Linked DNA regions of Homo sapiens: region 2 is linked to region 1. The links are chromatin contacts, found by Hi-C or POLR2A ChIA-PET in ENCODE. All regions are on one chromosome and are shown on one strand. The core of a region is the stretch at or near the end of the contact, and the rest is flanking DNA. Distances in the headings are between cores, read along the strand shown.

Region 1 (6,279 bases), core at 1,459-3,958:
CCACCAACAATGATATTCTCCCTATCTTCTATATGATAGTTTTATTGGCACTTCTGAAATGTTGGAAGAGAATTACCAAAGCTTTAAAAAGTAAACAATGTATAGTGCTTCTTAGGAGTATATAGAGATTTTTAGACATGTCTTATTCATATTTATGCCCCCAGATCTTAGCAGAGTGTTTGGCATATAACAGATACTCAATAGATGTTTGGTAAGTGAATGCCAGAGCTAAAATATATAAATATATTTTTGATGTCAAATTCGAAGATGTTTGTCTTAAGGACTAACACGGCAAACAGGTTCCTGGTTGGCTTCTGTGTGTCAAGAAGACAGCCTGTGATATATTTACCTTCTGCATTTACAACCATAGTTCCAATAACCCCTTTATGACTCTGGATCCTCTTTAAGGTTTCCTCCACCTCTGCCTGAAAGAGACCAGGAAGATAATTAACCAAAAGGGCCCTGTGGTAACTTCAACCCTAAGGAGAATAATGTTTAGCAAGATACCTACTCTCCTATCTCCTTAACCTAAGGTGCCAGGTGTGATAATCTCAGATTTTTAAAAGACAGCTTAGAAATTGTCAAGTCCCACATAAATACCTACGTAAGACCTCCTGGATACAATCCTGATGAATCTCTTGGCTTGAACCCTTGTAGAGACAGAGAGCTTACTGCCTCACAGGAGTTCACTCCATTTTTATCTGTTTCCATTTACTAGAAAAGTATTCTTTACATTGCATGGAAATTTGTCCCAGATTATCTTTCATTCATTGACCCTGCTGTATTCAAATGAAAATTCCTTTTCTACATTACAGTGCTTTAAATATTTATAGAGCTATATCATGGCCTCCCTCTGTCTAAAAGTAGTCCTTATTGAGAAATCTTATTTTCATTAATGTGACCTAATCAGTTCGGATGATTAAATTTAAAGGATAGTCTATAAAAACAAAGTATTCCAGGATTCTAGGATTTTCTTGATAACTATAGCTTGCGTCTCAGTGCAAGCTGAATGTTCAACTATGAGTGATTATTCTGGAATCTATTATTGTGTTTTAAACTCATTCGGAATCTTATGTGTAGAGTGTATTGTATGTTTTCTTCCCCTGTAGAAAACTCAAAGACAAGAACGATCTTTTCCAAACCTGCAAATTTTTCATGACTGAGCAATCACTGGATATTTTGAATTCTGCAAATTCTCTTGATGAGGGTTTGCTATATTCTTTTTTCCTCAGTATTGCACAGGTGAACATTTTGTTACTTCAAGATAGTTTTCCTTTGTACTTGGTATGGGCAGGAGCACTTATTTTCTCTATTTCAGCATCAGAGCCAAGGTTTTCTTGACTTTAGGCATTTGTGTACTAGATTCATGATTCTTGCCATTATGAATGCCATGTATACTATTTATCTAGGTGTTCTTTAAATTATCTCACTGCTAAAAGCTTAAATAAATGCATTTTAAGAGGAAATCGTATGTCACTACCACAAATGGAAACCTGACGTTATTCCTCATAAATAGAAATAACTGTAAAACAAACAAAATGAACAAAATGAAGAGAGAGCCTATCATTAAATTCTACTGCAATGAAAGCTCTGAGCCTGAGGCCTGCTCTTCGGATGAAAAAATGGAAATTTCCAAATGACAGTGGTATTAAGGACCTAATAGCAACAGAAATTTTCTCCTGTATGTAGTCTGAAGGTTGAACAAAATGGAAGAGGAATAACTTTCTCACGATGTGATTCACTCTTATTTAGCATTTCTCGGCCATCTTATGTAGCAACGAATGTTTGCATCTGACTTTGAGAAACACTACACTAAACCGTAAGCGTTGAACAGGGGATCAATAATTCACTGCATTTTGGGCAATCTTTAAGACGATGTCCACAGCTTCTTACAGCCACTGTGTCCTTATTTATCTTTCTCCCTTTACTTATCTCCCAAACTCCTTTCTTTTCTTTCCCTGGCCTTTCCATTTCTCCACCCAGTTGTTTCTCTTCTCATGATTTGTAAGTGCTCCTAGTATAATTTCTTAATCCCCATCTCCAATCCCCGTTTCATTCTTCTCTTAACGCCCTTTGCTTTCCACAGTCTCTACTTTTTTTTTTCTTACCTCTTTTTCTGGGGGGGAGGGGGGCGGGTCTCCCATCACTTCTTTCCTTTTTCTTTATTTCCCTTTCTTCTTTCTCAGTATCTTCCCTTCTCACCCTTCCATTCCCTTGCTTTCCCTGTCCCACCTCTTCCTTCTCTCTAAGGGTCTGATTTTTTTTCCTCTCCATCTCGGCCTCCCGCCCCCTCTTTGGAAACTTTCCTGGCTCCCCGGATTTCTCACTCCCCTGAGCATTCTTCATCCTCTGAATCTCTCTCTTCCCTTTCTCAACATCACCCCTCCTTATGTACCATCCCCGCGAAATCAATTCCCAAAACAGCTTCCAGTCATCTAGACATCTTCTTGCCCCTTTCCAAGGTCTCCCTCTCGCCCCTCCAGGAAGATCCTGGAGCCACCAGCCTCCGCCGCGGCCCCTGGACCGCCCGTGCCTGGGTGGGCCCCAGAAGCTGGGTGCGAAGGTCCTTGACGGTCGGCGTGCTTGGAACGGCGGGGCGTGGACGGAGACCCCAGATTTACCATCGCGGAGGCCGCGAAACTCTGGGCTCAGGCCGGCGGCACAGCCTCCCGGGATGTCAACAACGCTACCCGCCGTTGCTAGGAGACAAAAAAGGAAGTGGCCCCACGGAAGCGTCAGGGCTGCGCCTGCGCGCTCGCGAGTCGGCTTTTTCGCCCTGACCGCGCTCCTGATGCCTCCCGGCCGCCGTAGGCGAAGGTTCGCGGAAGAGGGGAGCAGGCGCTCACCTGAGGTTCGCCCAATCCTGGAGCAGTGGGTCCCGGGAGGGAAGAGGGAAGTGGGTCAGGCTCCCGGCCTGTGTTTGTCCATTCATTCATTCATTGAGGCACGAATTAATGTGATAACCACTTATTCGTTCAAAAACTGCTGATTCACCACCCACCAGGTGCCAGGGAGACGGACAAAATGCACCAAACAAAATGCACGAAACAGTACCGGAAGCAGTAATGTCCACGTGTGATACTTGCCCTGGAGCAAGTAAGGAGGGGACAGGACCATCTGACTTCGGGGTTGGGCTGCTCTAGGGGTTTGGTGATAGTCTTAGCTGCCTGTGACCGTCCATTAGTACTGCCCTGTTCAGGGCAGATACTGTTCGCTCGCCTCCCAGTAGTTTTTATATTGAAGAAAAATATATCAGAGCATCAAATAGTACAACCTTATGTACTTAAAAAAATTACTTTCTATCTGTCTACTCTAAGATCAGTAGAGTAAGCACAGTTGCACATTTTATGTTCTCACCTAGTTATAGCACCCTCTTCCTGTTCTCAACTCCATTGAAGAGTTGCTACTTGTCAGTATTTCTGTTAGTTGTCAGTATCCATTAGGATCTGTATTTTTGCCATTTTAAAAATCAACAGTTCTGAGTTACTAAAAAATTGCAAATGGTAGTTCCGGAGGTTCTATACGTTGCCATAGAAGAGCATTCCATTGGGTGTTTAAGGAACTGTTGGAGGAAACACGTTAAAGATCAGTTAGGAATGATCAGAAGTCACTTGACCTTTTGAGGGACATTGATAATATCCTTATAGCCTAGGAGGAAAAGAGCCACTATTGTACGACGAAGCACAGCAGGAAAATTTTATGGCTGGAGTCGTGTTATGACTTCCTGAGGTTAGAGGAGGACAAATATTGATTACAAAATACAAGCTGTAAGTTGGGAATGCATCTTCATAGGGATCATGCCATAACAACTTCCTGTAATACCGATTCTGTTTGTGCATCCATTTCCAGAAAGTAGTCTCACACTGAACAAGGCATACATCGTGCTAGGAATGTCAACTGGATTCTGAATGGTCCATGTTAGGGGTGCTCTGGGACAGTTTTGAACTCATTGGCAGGCTTGGACTCGATGATCCATTTCAACTCCACATCTGTCATTTTATTATATTAACTACAGAAATACTCTGAGAAACTGTAGTTCTGCTCTAATTTTTGTTGAGGTGTGGGTGATTCTGATCACTGTAGTTCTCTCCTTTTTTTCCCTCCAAGAAATCTGTATATCTCAGCCAGTTCACTATTACTAGCCAAAGAATCCCGCTTGACTCTCAACACCTGGTACTCCAACAAAGTTGCTTTGGAAAGGACTGCTATAGCTGTGGGGAAGGAGTCTGAGTCTGGTGTGTGCGTGTGCGTGTGCATTTGTGTGCTTGTGTGTGTATGCATGCATGTGTGTACAGATCTGGCTCTTACCTGATTGACTATAGCTACCATTTTGCAGTAATACAAATAATAGGTCTTTACAGAAATACTGGCTGAGTTGAATGAAGAGTGATTCTTGGGTTCTCTGGGTGTTTCTGATCAAGGAGATTCCACTTGATTGTGTAGCCGTTTGTTTTTCTTACAAAAATCAGTGACAGTGCACCATGTCTGATATGTCAATCAGCTTTAATGAAGGAACCAACTGCATATGCATGGAGTGTGAATTTCCTTGTTTCTGGAGTCAGGATGTCAAGCTCATTCAATAGCTGACAGCTGTAATTAGAGCAAAGAACGATTCTAGCATAAAACGCACTGACGGGAGAACCCAACTGCTGAAAAAGAAATAAGAAGTAGCCAAACTGACTTCCAACCAACAGTCAAGTTTGACTCTGTGCACAGAAAATCAATGAGGAGAACTTGAGCCATTTCCCCTTTATCAATTTTTCACTTCTAATTATTCCTTGGAGGTAGCTCGGTTTAATTTTCATGCCTTTTTTGGACCTGTAATGAATATCCAGAGCTGTGCTATATAAAGTGTCTTTGCAATGTCTTACATGTTTCCTACTCCATCCCCAATATATGTGAATTCCCCTTTTACCCTCTCCTCTTTCTCCCATCCCCTCGGCCTTTCTTTTTGACTCACAATAAGTGCTAAATAACTTTGAACGTAAGTGAAAATATTAGTGAATAATAGTTTTTGCAAGTACTCTGACTTAACCCCAAAAGTGATACATGCAGAGACCAAGTCCACTATTTTTCACATATGATTTTGTTAGAAGGAGATGATTTTCTTCTGGGAGTCTCTCTTGCTGTTTGATACTTTGCTACTGCTCTCTGGTTAGCTTGAAGAAATCCAGATAACTTAATGATCTTGAGTTTTTTTTTTGGTATTTTCTATACCAACCCATATAGCTATCTTTGGCATTCTTGGCAGTTGGCAAATATTATGAACTGGGCTGTAGAATAAATTTTGTGCCCATTTTCTCATAAGGTAAGGCATTGTTTGTCACTTACCAGAACTTCTCCTGGTATTCTACTGGTTTCCCTCCAGAAAATAGACACTACATTCTTCTAACATGTTCACAGGCCAGGCATGGTGGCTTTCATCTGTAACCCCAGTGTTTTGGGAGCTGAGGCAGGAGGATTGCTTAAGGCCGGTAGTTTGAGAACAGCCTGGGCAACAAAGCAAGACATAATTTCTACTAAAAATCAAAAAAAAAAAAAAAAAAAGGCTGGGCGTGGTGGTATATGCCTGTATTCCCAGCTACTTGGGAGGCTGAGGCAAGAGGATCACTTGAGGCTGGGAGTTTGAGGTTGCAGTGAGCCACAGTTACACCACTCTCACTAGCCTGGGTGACAGAGTGAGACTTGTCTCAAATAAAAAAAGTACAATAAAATAATAAAATAAAATACTCCTTAATACTAGGGCATAATTAGAAGATACCAGTAATATCAATAAGTATTTCCTAAAACTGACCCAATGTCATAGAATTGCAGTATTATAGATTTTAAGTTTCAGAAAATCAATCATTTTCTTCTTCTTAGGACAAAGGCACCCTCTGGGGTGACTCCTTTCAAGACCTAAGTGTAATAGAAGTATTTGCTTTCCATAAGGGAATCCTTCCTGTTGAAATTAAGTGTTTTCCTAGAGCACAGGATTTGGAGTTGTATGCATGTGGGGTTGACATTTCTAGGCATATTTCCTTCAATAAAAAAAACAGCATCAGCTTCTTCATTTATAAAGTAAGAAAGATAGTATCTACCTTAGAAGGTTGAGATGCGAGGTTTAAATATTATGTGGGTGAAATGTCTGGCTCATACCAGGTGACCAGTGTGGATCATTTAACCATGTTTCTTTCTTCTGTCTTTTCTTTGGTCCATCTTTCCTCCTTCCCTGCATTCCTTCCCTCCTCTCTCCCTCCTTCTCATCTTTTCTCTAACCTTTCCTCCCCATTTCCTTCC
Region 2 (6,033 bases), core at 3,395-5,894, 1.4 Mb after region 1:
GTGAAGAAGATTCCAATGACCTTCTTTTCTTTCCAGACAGTTCTTAATATGCACTCCTTTGCCCATGGTGACCCCTGAGGGGTTAGTTAATGGGCTTTCTTCTGCTGGTTAAGAAGCAGAAATGCACTCTAGGAGAAAATACCACCCACTGGGAGTCAGGTGTCTGTGTTCAATCCCCACTGTCTGTCTCAGACACTGAGACTCAGTTTCCTCCTCTACTAAATAAAAGGAGTCCCCAAATGTGACTGTGCCTCTGCTTAGAGCTTCTGGATTCAATCTGCAATCAAATGAATGTCTCTCTGGATGGTGAGGCCCAGGCATCTGTGTGTTTTCAAGCTCCCAGGTGATTCTGATGAGCAGACAGGTTTGAAATTTGCTGGACTAAAGAGCGTCTCAAGTTTCTTCCAGCTCAAAAACTTGATGTACCTAGGAATCAAATTCTGCAGGCGCCTCTCTAGATATTGGACAGGCAATGTTCCAGACATATTAATGCTTTGGGGCCACTGGGATATGGTTTTAAAGGCTTGAAGCATTGCCACACTGCCTTAGTCACCCGGCAGGACCTGACTTATCATTTTGCCTGTAATGCATGTTGCCTGGTGGTTTGAAACTTCACCTGAAGTTCAGATGTGAGGCAAGATGCAATGGTCAAAATCAACAGATCTGAACTGCGATCGACGGGCAAAAGGCTTGAATCTCCTCAGTTCCCACTCTCAGCCCCGCTACTCTCTTATGCCCTGTGCCAACATGATCGCCTTCCCTAAATAAAAGACAGAAAGTATCCTTTATCCTCCAAAGATCTTTTGGAAACAGAATTAAATTGCACAGCGTTCACCCCTAGCACACAAACCTAACCCCCTTTGGAGTACGATGTTGAATGTCGTCATTCTCAGAACCTGAGGGGCTCTCTCTGGTTCTCAGTAGGAGAGGGTTATGTTTTTTCCTAATACAAACAAAAGACATTAGAAAGCATGTGGAGCATATGATAGCGCTGCGGTGCCACTGCGAACAAAATATGGATTTTGCTTTTGTAATGTGTGACTATTAGATCACAGCGTTGGTTGCAATAAATTATCACTTTCAGTTCCTGCTAATTGCTAGACTCTTCTGCCATGGGCTGCAGTGATGTGGGCCAAAAAAAAAAAAAAAAAGTTTTGGAGCCAGATACAAATATGCATCCTGCTGGATTGCGAATGGCATCTCGGATCTTGAATAAATGCCTAAGGAAACAGCTAGGCATGAGGGCCTGGGAATCAAAGACGTCATTATGCAATTATTGAGAAAAGCAGGCTCTTTATAAAAGAGAATTCTGACTTCTCTGTGAATCCACTGACCCAGAGCAGCCTTCACCCTACATGTATTCCTGTCCATAACGAGTACCTACAGGGTATGATGGAAGCAAGTAAGTTAACTGGTGTTGAAGTTAAAAAAAAAAAATCCAACCTGACCTTTTAAATGAAGAGATCCTTCTATGCCTTCTATGCCACAGAAAGTTGCAAAACCCACGAATGACAGCATGCCCCCTTCCTGGCTTCTTCCTGGCCCCCTCCCCAATATGCCCACAGATGTCCCCACCCGACCCTGATCCTTTCTTCTCCCCAGAGTATAAAGAATCTAGTGAGATCTTCTGGGCACAAACCTCGGCTTCAAGCTCCTTCTTCTTATTCTGTGAGAGTCAATTTCTGTATTAAGATCAAAAATTTGCTAAGCACCTATGAGGTTCCTAGTGATGGGGATGCAGGCATAAACAAAACAGGTGAAATACCTGCCCTGTTGGAGCCAGCATTCTCAAAGAGCGGGGAGAAAGCAAAATGGGTAAGTAACTGGAAATTGTGCTTGGATTGATGGCAATGATAATATGGAGAAAAATAAAGCAGGTGAAGGGGGTCAGAGGTGCTGCTGGGGATGGAGAAGGAAGATTGCTGTTTTAAAGATGGTATCTAGAGAAGGCTTCCTCCGAAGGTAACAGAGAAAGGATGGGCCAGCCCTGTAGCTGTTGAAGGGCACTCTGAGTGGGATAACCAGGAGGGGCATGGGTCTCATTCCATTGAACAGCAGGGAGGCCCGCACAGCTGGAACCCAGTGAGCAGGGGGAAGAGCACTGGCAGGAAGAACAGAGCCAATGGGGGAAGGGAGAGGACGCAGGATGCCATGGCCAGCTCGAGAGCATGGCTTGCACTCCGAGTAACAGGGGACGCCTTCAGAAAGTTCGGAGCAGGAGAAAGAGGTGATCTAACATATTTTCAAAGGAGATTCTGGTTCTCCGTGGAGAAAGAACTGAAAGGGTCCCAACATGGCTGGGTGCCAGGAGGCCCTTAAAAGAAAGGACTGTGGTCAGGCTCTGTGGCTCATGCCTGTAATCCCAGCACTTTGGGAGACCGAGGCAGGCGGATCAGTTGAGGTCAGGAGTTTTAGACCAGCCTTGACAACATGGTGAAACCCCATCTTTACCAAAAATACCAAAAAAAAAAAAAAAAAAAAAATTATCCGGGTGTGGCAGCGCATGCCTGTAGTCCCAGCTACTAGGGAGGCTGAGGTGGGAAAATCACTTGAACCTGGGAGGCAGAGGTTGCAGTGAGCTAGATCATGCCTAAACAACAGAGCAAGACTCTGTCTTAAAAAAAAAAAAAAAAAAAAAAGAGAGAGAGAGAATTGAGCAGTGATCCAGGCGGGAGGCGAGGGCAACCTGGAGGAGTATGCAAGGGTGAAGTCGGCTTTCTGAGGTCTGTATTCCTATTTGTGAGGTTTGTCCCTTGCTCCTCTCACATGTAAACTCCGTTGAGAAGAACTCAGTCCCTGGCACACAGAACACATGTGACAAATAATGGTTCCATGTTGAAAAACCTGCCAGGTTAGAGCCTACTCATGTCCCAAGAAGATCGACTTCCGCTAGATGAGTGATAACTAAATGTGGCTCCATTTGTTTTATTATTTATGCAATGTCAGCTCCCCCGCGCCTCACCCTGCATCTCCTCATCTGAAGAGGACATTCTGACTGATGGACCAGGGCAGAAACCAGAAGCCATCCTGCTGCCCCCACCTCTTCTGCTGCCTGGCTCTCTGACCTTCCACCTGCCATTTATTTTGTCCGTGCCTCAATTTCTCCATTCTGAAAATAAGAATAATTCTGCCAAGGGACCATTATGAGGATTAATGAGGTAATAAGGAAATGCCTGAAAGCAGTTTGAGCTCCTTGAAGGAACAGCTATAAATGCAGGGTCCATTTTTCCATCTCTTCTGTCTTCTCCCGCTAAATAAAACAGCCAGAGGGAGAAAGCCCTGTTGGGGTAGAAAGGAAAACGACAGGTGGACAAAGACAGCAGCTCTTTCTCCAGCAAAAATACCCTTAAGTAGATTCTAAGGCATTGGGAAGCCTTTTAGAGAAGCCTCCTTTGCAATAGAACGGGGCTGGGGCAGAGAATATCCAAGAAATTGTGAGGATTATTTTGCCTCAATTTGTGGACCAGAAATCACCTCAAAGGGACTTAGAAATAAGCCAGAACCATGTCGCCCCTCCTGTGTGCCCGAAGAATTCAGAAGCTGACCAGGCGATTGGCAAATCCCCTCAGCAGTAAAGTGAAAAAAATCGCCCACGACGCTGATCTGGTTTGGGCTGATGACACTCTGGGGTAGACACAGTGTAAACCTGTTGGCTCAATAAATATTGGGCTCCTTTTAATGAAAGAAACACTGTCATTCTCTTCTCGTTTCCTCCCTCTTGTCTCTTTAAAACTCCTTTAAATGAGAGGTTGTTATTCCTCATTCCAGGTTTATCTTCAGATGGTCACTAAGTTTATATATGTATCCTTGTACATATTTTATACCAAAACTTCTAGAAAATGCTAACTTAAAAAAAAAAGAAAAAACAGACCTGAGATGGGTTTTTGAAACGGTTACTCTGATGCAGTTTGTTGTTGTTTCTTATTTGCTTTTTAAAACTGAGGAAATGGCCTGGTGCGGTGGCTCACACCCGTCATCCCAGCACTTTGGGAGGCCGAGGTGGGCAGACTGCCTGAGGTCAGGAGTTCTGGACCAGTTTGGCCAACATGGTGAAACCCAGTCTCCACTAAAAATACAAAAAAATTAGCTGGACATGGTGGCGGGCGCCTGTAATCCCAACTACCTGGGAGGCTAAGGCAGGGGAATTGCTTGAACCAGTTGGAGTTTGCAGCGAGCCGAGATCGTGCCATTGCACTCCAGCCTGGGAGACAGAGCGAGACCCCGTATCAAAGAAAAAAAGAAAAAAAAAAAAAAAAGAAAAACCTCAGGAAATGCAGACGAGAGCGCTGGCAAAAGTGGTAATGAAATATCGGCACACGACGAACTTTTGCAAGCAACCCTACATGCACAGTTGTTTGTAAATGAGGAATTGTATTTCTGCATTCACAGGATAGAGGAGTGAGGAGGTGGGATGAGTGCTAGGTGGGCACTTTATCTGGCTAAATTATGCCACTACTTCTGAGTGACCCCATGGACATTCATTCATTCATACATGTATTCGTTCATTCCCTAGCATTTGTGGAAGTGGTATATGACACGGTACTAAGTGATAGAAGGCTCTGGGCTTCCTCCCCTTTCTCTCTTGGAAGGAGAGAGCGAGAAAGTGGCCAGGAAGCTGCGGTGAGGCCCACTCTGGGCTGAGTCACTCGGTTCCCCTTTTCCCTTTTTACTTCAGGCCTGTCACTCTGTGTCGAAGGGCAGGGGGAGGGGAAGCAAGAGAGAAAAGTATCAATGATTGGAGAAGAGGAACAAGTTTAACTAATATCTGATTATCCTTTTGATGTTCATTCAAGTTACCAAAAAGGCTGAAGCACTGCCTGTGCCTCGACAGGAAGTGTGCGGTAAAAGTAATGTCGTGATGTTTGTTGTGGGTGCCAATGGGCCACCCTGCACCGGGCACTGGAGGCCTGCTGGGAAGGTGAAGTGGGCCCACTGCCTGCTGCGGGTGGTGGCTGAGCCACTGTGACTGTTAAATGACTCTTTTTCATTTAATAAAAGAAAAAAAAATCATCATATATATTGCAAGCACAATTTTTAGGCAAATAAAAGCTCTATCTAAATCAAACAGAAAAATGTTGGGTCACAATAAGCCACTGAACATTTCTTTTTGATCTCATAATTGAAAGGACTCATTTTTTAAAATGAGAAAATTTAAATAAACAAATTTAGAGTCTCATCCCCTAAACGCAACTACTGTCAGTATTAATAGACAGGTATTTAGTGTTTCTGTGTATCTTTCGCCTCCAAAATCTGCCTCTCTCCCCACCTCCTCCCAACCACACCGTGACATTTGTTTTGTTTTTCTGATAGATGTAAACACATAATTTTTGCCCATTTTTTTTCCTTTAGAAGTGTCATTCTTTTCATTGATGTAGACTTGTCTATGAAATGGCTGTACCACAGTTACGTAACCAACAGCTCAGCATCTTTCTTTACAGCTGTTGAACTGCTAGGTAAAAAGTAGTGGTGCAAAAGTAATTGCGGTTTTTGCTATTGAATATAATGGTGAAAACCGCGATTACTTTTGCTCCAACCTAACTAGAAAATAGCATTCTATATTATAGATGAAAACTCACATGTCCATCCATGAAAATGGGCCTTATCTAGTTGAAATCCAAACTCCACTCCTATGGAGCTGGGGGGTTATGAGGGCTGAGGGGCCTGAGTGAGACAGCCTCGGGATGGCCTAGGGTTTATGAAGGAGCCATAGAATAATATGTTTTCAACAACGTTTACATTAATTCCAGAGAGATCTCCAAAAACCCTCATTTTTGTGTTCAGTCTTGGGGAAATTATGTCCATGAAAGGTACATACATCTGTCTCTGTTTCCATCACAATTCACTCCTCGCCAACGACTTTTACTGGAAAAAGGGGTTTCGCCAGATGAATCAGATCAGGCTAAAGACCAATTACACAAAACAAGGAACGTGGCTGCTGGCCTTTTCCCTGAACTGCAGCTGAAACTCAGAGAACCATTTCCAGGGGAAAGAGCTGGGCTCCTGGAAGATGTATAGGGTCAGCCTGGTGGTGAG

What was found. Hi-C counts contacts between places; a loop is a spot of excess contacts on that map. ChIA-PET counts read pairs that join two places held with the same protein, here RNA polymerase II (POLR2A). Pooled maps may share reads with other maps.
Region 2: a loop to region 1 is called in a pooled map, with 2.7 times the contacts of the local background. The contact joins the enhancer-like site here to the promoter of DYNLRB2 in region 1. A Hi-C loop is called at or near these places in 2 of 50 pooled maps. POLR2A ChIA-PET finds 5 or more read pairs at or near these places in 2 of 52 experiments (CD8-positive, alpha-beta T cell and activated CD4-positive, alpha-beta T cell).

The regions. Positions count from the first base shown.
Region 1 is chr16:80,537,422-80,543,700 of GRCh38, reverse strand. It overlaps DYNLRB2 (dynein light chain roadblock-type 2), which reads right to left and starts at 2,708. Exons shown (of 4, transcript NM_130897.3): 1 at 2,622-2,708; 2 at 350-425. The coding sequence starts at 2,624. All of the region lies in intron 1 of DYNLRB2-AS1 (DYNLRB2 antisense RNA 1), which reads left to right. RefSeq lists an enhancer at 2,568-2,657.
Region 2 is chr16:79,092,467-79,098,499 of GRCh38, reverse strand. All of the region lies in intron 8 of WWOX (WW domain containing oxidoreductase), which reads right to left. All of the region lies in intron 1 of LOC107984806 (a long non-coding RNA gene), which reads right to left. Among named protein-coding and RNA genes, the nearest start is that of MAF, 510 kb to the left of the region's middle. Within about 2 kb of position 4,644, at least 3 of the 41 ENCODE cell types and tissues checked have a DNase peak (open chromatin) inside an H3K27ac peak, as active enhancers do.